Linked DNA regions of Homo sapiens: region 1 is linked to region 2. The links are chromatin contacts, found by Hi-C or POLR2A ChIA-PET in ENCODE. All regions are on one chromosome and are shown on one strand. Each heading gives the region's core, a stretch centred on a gene start or an enhancer-like site at or near the end of the contact. The rest is flanking DNA. Distances are from core to core; before and after follow the strand shown. Region 1 overlaps CMSS1 (cms1 ribosomal small subunit homolog). Region 2 overlaps CMSS1 (cms1 ribosomal small subunit homolog).

What was found. Hi-C counts contacts between places; a loop is a spot of excess contacts on that map. ChIA-PET counts read pairs that join two places held with the same protein, here RNA polymerase II (POLR2A). Pooled maps may share reads with other maps.
Region 1: a pooled map shows a loop between it and region 2 (2.2-fold over the local background). The contact joins two enhancer-like sites. A Hi-C loop is called at or near these places in 1 of 168 maps with a recorded cell type or tissue (chondrocyte), 9 of 37 single-sample maps with no recorded cell type and 10 of 50 pooled maps. POLR2A ChIA-PET finds 5 or more read pairs at or near these places in 5 of 52 experiments (HepG2, PC-9, Panc1 and 2 more).

What each region holds. Positions count from the first base shown.
Region 1 is chr3:100,089,250-100,091,949 of GRCh38, forward strand. The region is part of intron 1 of CMSS1 (cms1 ribosomal small subunit homolog); the gene reads left to right. The region is part of intron 1 of FILIP1L (filamin A interacting protein 1 like); the gene reads right to left. Among named protein-coding and RNA genes, the nearest start is that of FILIP1L, 24 kb to the right of the region's middle. RefSeq lists an enhancer at 924-1,424. Within about 2 kb of position 1,287, at least 3 of the 41 ENCODE cell types and tissues checked have a DNase peak (open chromatin) inside an H3K27ac peak, as active enhancers do.
Region 2 is chr3:99,865,138-99,867,994 of GRCh38, forward strand. All of the region lies in intron 1 of CMSS1 (cms1 ribosomal small subunit homolog), which reads left to right. The region is part of intron 4 of FILIP1L (filamin A interacting protein 1 like); the gene reads right to left. All of the region lies in intron 1 of LOC105374010 (a long non-coding RNA gene), which reads left to right. Among named protein-coding and RNA genes, the nearest start is that of HP09053, 43 kb to the left of the region's middle. Within about 2 kb of position 1,519, at least 3 of the 41 ENCODE cell types and tissues checked have a DNase peak (open chromatin) inside an H3K27ac peak, as active enhancers do.

The DNA.
Region 1 (2,700 bases), core at 37-2,536, 220 kb after region 2:
TTTCTGGCTGTATTTGCCCTACAGGAAGTATTTTATTATTTAGAGTTCAGTTGCATTTTCTATTACTACACGCATATCCACAAGCAAAACCATCCAGAGAGATTTACTTGGTTTTCCTGTTCTTTCCTACTCAACAATGCTAGCTAATACTCTTCAAAATTAAATATTCTTTGTTTTTACTAACTTTATGCAAGTAATGGATTAACTGAATTTAAAGCCCTAAAGAGTAGATGGAGATGAAGATATGAAGATTTTTCTGCATCCACCTATAAGTCAAAGCCTCATGTCAAGCAAAAAGGATAGGAAGCAGAAACATTTCTAAAACTGAACAATTTAACAGACTAGAACTAAGCATTTCCCATTATGGTTCTTTATATGATATTTGATAACTGAATCACTTTACTGATGTCTTACATTGAGTGAAAAGGTAGTATAATATAAATACAAATTTCATAGGCATTTGTATGAAGTAAGAATTCATTGCTCGTTAATAATCTGGAAAAGAAGACACCCGTGGCTAATTGAGGAAGATTTAGTCAGGCTTTTTAAGTAGAATGTCATATTAGGAACAACTGGATTCTAGTCTCCATTTTTGCCACCTACTAGTTCAGTGACCTGGAGCAAGTCTTGTCTTCCGTTTCCTAGGCTGTGAACTGTAGGAATTGACTCAGATGATCTCTAAGACCTCCTCTAGTACTGAACAAAATTGGAGGGAGGAAATAGTACACTCATCTTCCCTACTCCCCCGCAACTGCAAAGCCAGCTAGCTTTTCTCCTGATAGGAGTGCGTGGAGCCACAGAAAACTTCACTGATGTTTATCTCAAAGCTCATTGCTTCACTGTCTGCAGCTGATCCTTCTGAGCTCCTTCCATGGAGGGCTTGTTCCAAGGGCAGTCCCTCCCTAAACTATGAAGCACTCTATGAATGCCCCTTCTAGTAAGGCCCCAGGCACCTTTGTCCACATGGGTCCATTGTGCAGCTGTTTGCTATTGTTTTCTTCAAGATTCAAATTTAACTGTCCCGATCTTCTGAGTCTTTAAGATAGTCAAGGGAACATTAGCTCACTGAAAATAATTGAAAACACCTTTTGGAAAAGTGCAGCTGGGAATGCAAGCATGGGATTCAATCATGCTGGTCGTGATTTTTCAGGGAAGAGATTATTCCTCTACCTTATAACATTTTCTAAGAAATTTAGAGAAAGCAATTCCACCTCTGATTTTCTGAGTCATAGTCTTTGAGAGCAAAACCAGGCGACAGAGATGCATGACTTGCCCAGGCCCTCCCAGTGGTAGGTTATGAAACTGTTCTGCAATCCCCTGCCTGGGCTCTTTCTCTGCAACACTAGCCTCTGCCTTTCCAAAGCCTTCCTGGTGTTGCAGTCGTGTTCTCTGTAGCATTTCCCATTGCCTTTGACCCTGAGTCACTCCTATCATGAAATAAGGCTGTATTTAATTAGGACACCCAAATGCTCAGGAAAACCTCTCCATCAGAACTGCACAACTTGTCTGATCACCACTGTCCTAGGAGCTCTCTGCAGGTATGCCAGTGCTGACAGGCTGACTGGCCTCAGGAATATGGTATCTCCTATCCTCCCTAGAGCTTGCCTGCTTCATTCCATCCCATGTAGTCTAAAGTATATTTTAAGAAAACTTGAAATGAGTGCAGAGGTTAAACATTTCAAAGTAGCTTGGGATTACAAGTAATTTTAACCCAAGGTCATTTGGAAAATGTCATTCCTGAAACCCTACCTTAGGCCCGGGCACAGTGGCTCACGCCTGTAATCCCAGAACTTTGGGAGGCCGAGGTGGGCGGATCACGAGATCAGGAGATCGAGACCATCCTGGCTAACACGGTGAAACCCCGTCTCTACTAAAAATACAAAAACTTAGCTGGGCATGGTGGCGGGCACCTGTAGTCCCAGCTACTCGGGAGGCTGAGGCAGGAGAATGGCGTGAACCTGGAAGGCGGAACTTGCAGTGAGCCGAGATTGCGCCACTGCACTCCAGACTAGGCGACAGAGCGAGACTCCGTCTCAAAAAAAAAAAAAAAAAAGAAAAAAGAAACCCTGCCTTTAAGGGGTGTGCATGTATGTATGTGTATGTATGTTCACCTTCTTCTTCCAAAACAAAATGTTTTAATAAATGAACTTTGTGGAATTTGATTGGAAAGACTCATGTTTTGTAAGGGAAGAAGAAGTGTAAGAAATTAGGTAACAAGAGCAGCCAGTTTTAAAGATGCATGCTGATAAATGCTTTGCAGCACAAGCCTTCTACCCTGTTCCCAGCCATAAGCATCATAAGTTATTCTGTCACCAAAAGTGTAGCCATGTTCTAACTTACGTGCCTGACTTACATTACAAAAGTATAACTAGCTTCTCAATTTCCCACATAATCTTTTTATCTGCAGCCACTTGAGTATCCCAAATTCCTGTTTCTGCCATCTCTGACAAGAATAAAAATAATGGAAAACTAACCATTTTCTACCAGTATCATTAGTCAGAGTAAAATCCTTTTTCTAGACATATTTCCAATATTTTCCTTAAGACAGGATTATTTGCTCAGCGTCTCCTCTCGTGATTCACAGGTACATTGTTCCGATTCCACGTTGGGCCTGAGTAAATATTAATTGAAACTGTAAAGGCAGTATATAACATGGTGGTTAAGAACTCAGGTTCTAGGGTCAGATTTCTCAGGTTAGAA
Region 2 (2,857 bases), core at 269-2,768:
TTGAACAATTTTTATATGCCATGTACCGTGTTAGTCCTGCAAACAGTCATAGGAGGCAGGTATTACCGTCTTCTTATTTTACAAATAAGAACTGAGGCTCAAAAAAGTTAATTTGCCACAGGTCCTGGTGAGTAATTGGCAGAGCCAGAATGCCAGTGTAGTTTTTACTCCAAATCCTGTTTCTCACCCCATTACATACATCCACACTTCCTATCTCATATATTATATCTCATGAGCCATCCTCTCCAGTGAATTTGTGTGCTGTAATATTCTGCCTGTCAAAGATCCCAAATCACCACCACTAGCAATTCAGTGTTGTGTCACAGTATTTCCTATAGGTTCATGGCTACTTTGAGCCTTGATCTTGAGACATTAGCAAATATTCTCTTAGTCATTATAATAATATAGCAAGTTTCGTCATTTGGCATAAATTCATAATTATTTTTGGATGGTTTAAAAAATTGTGACTTTGCCAGTAATAACATCTCATGTTCCCCAGAGGTGGTGGGTTTGTCATAAATACCATTTCCATAGAACATTTCAAGGAACCTAAAGTTCTTGGAAAATATTTTTAACAGGCAGCCATTTCTCTGACAGACTTCAAGGGCATAATAATAAATATATATATATATATCCTTAGAAATATGTGTGTATGTATTTTATCTTATTAAGAATATTTATATGTTTTTTTATTGCTCACAATCCATTTATATTTCAATGATCCTTTTGTATTTTAGCAGATTAAAGAATCCAGGAATGGTTCTTTAGAAAATCATTCCAATGTAGCTGTTAAATTTTGTTTTTAACCTCCATTAGTCCCTTTTTTCTCTTCCCAGGTCACAGGTTATTTTCACTTAGATATTGCACGTGGGCATTTTGGAGGATTTAATATGATTCCTTCTCTTAACCTCTACTCTTCGTTGGGCTGCTTTTCTTTCCTTTATTCTCTCCTTTATTCTCTCCTTTGTAGAAAGCATGTATCCTTTTCCAGAACTTATTCTGAGCAAAAAGTTAAAACTTTTTTTAAGCCTGTGTTTTTTTTTTTAAAGGCTTTCCTTTTTTATGTGGCTTTCTTACCTTAATTGTTGTTCAGTTCACCACATTTAATAAAAAGCCAAAGCAGGGGCCAGTCACGTACCAGAATGGATAAGTTCACTGGTTTTCACCTCCTTGTAGTCTGGCTGCCTACACAGAGGCAGTGGCTAAAGTGGTATGCTTGGGAAACCAAACGTTTCCTAACTTGTTAGTGGGAAATTCAAACTTCAGAAATTTAGAAACCACAACAACAGATGCCTATGTTTTACTGTGACTACTGAAGTCACAGTTTGCCATAGAAACAGGATGGATAGCAGCCTGAAGAGTATAAAATGTGAAACATTTTGATCCTTAGAGGACTTTTTTGGGTCCTCGATTTTAGCTGTCATAAATCAGTAAACAAGGAGCAAGGAAAATAGGGAAATTTAATACATTTAAGAGTACTTAGAGGTTCAGGCAGTTAGAGGATGAGGGTTAATGTGTGGCTTGGCTTCCTGCTGAGTAAACAATTAAATCATGAGCCACAGTGAGCATCCTACTTCTACCTTTACCCACTCTTCCTAGTTCCTGAGGATGATTGGTTTATATCTTTTCCATGATTTTTGCAAAGTGAGAGTTTGGGCCATATGCCATCTCTAATTACAGACAGGTGGAAAAGTTTTATTCTGTAATCTGCTGGAACATGAATGACCATTTTTCTTGTGGTCTGTGTTTTGCTTGTCCTCTTGCATGCTTTGTACAAATTAAAATTATTTTGGTTATCTGAGCCTTGTTTAATTTTCCCTTGACTGTAAGTCCAGAGCATTTGGGTTATGTTTTCCTTTTCAGCAACTTCTGAATACTGAGAAGACAGAAAATGCATAAACAGTCTGATCATACTTCCTTTCCTGTAAGTTGGGTTCTTTTAAGATGAACATGTTCTAGAGGATATTAAGCTTGCATAGCAAGGAGTAATTCCATCAAAATATGACAGTGGTCAACAGCATATCTGCTAGAGGTGAGAGCAATGACTGTACCCCACTTCTCTTGGCCCTGGGTCTGCTGCTTATACTGTCCCTGAGCAGGAGTTTCACCCATTTAGTTTATCTATGTGAGAAATGTTCTGTTTGTGGCAGTTAAAGAAATGGCTATAGTATACCTCATGTATGTGCTATTTGAATACCATCCATTTTTGCCCTGACCATATCTTACCTTGTGATTTGAATTTTAAGAGAAGGCAAACTATCTCAGGTTTTAGTAGCTGAAAAAAAGGTTTTTGAAAAAAGCTCTGGCTTCACTATTCATCGCTTTTTAAAGTTTACTAATTCACAGCTAAAAACAAAGAAAGCAGAACCCCAGGTATTAAACAATTGAAAAGCCACATATCTGATGGACAGGAAATGTTGGACCAAAATCTGCTAGTGACTTAACTATCTGACCTTACCTCATCTGCTTGTCACCTTAGCTGCAACATGGGAAGAGCAGTGCAATTTTGTCTCTAAGGTCTACAAAGCCTTTGGCAATCTCAAATCTCAGTTCCACAAAATAAATACTCCCAACAATCTTTAGAGTCCTTTCCTCCCTTCTTTCCTATATAACACTGTATACAAATTCACATGTCAAGAGATTTTATGGCTCATCAAGTCTCAATGGTTCAAAAGAATGGAAAACCGTAATTGGAATTCCATGGGATTCAGATTTATTTGAGTCTGTTGTAGTTCACAAGTTGTAAGTATGCTGTAAAAGCAAATAAGTACTTAAAATGTTATACTAAATTCAAAGTACAATTAAACTGAAAAATTAACACCTAGGCAAAAAGTATTTAGACTGTTAATTTCAAAAG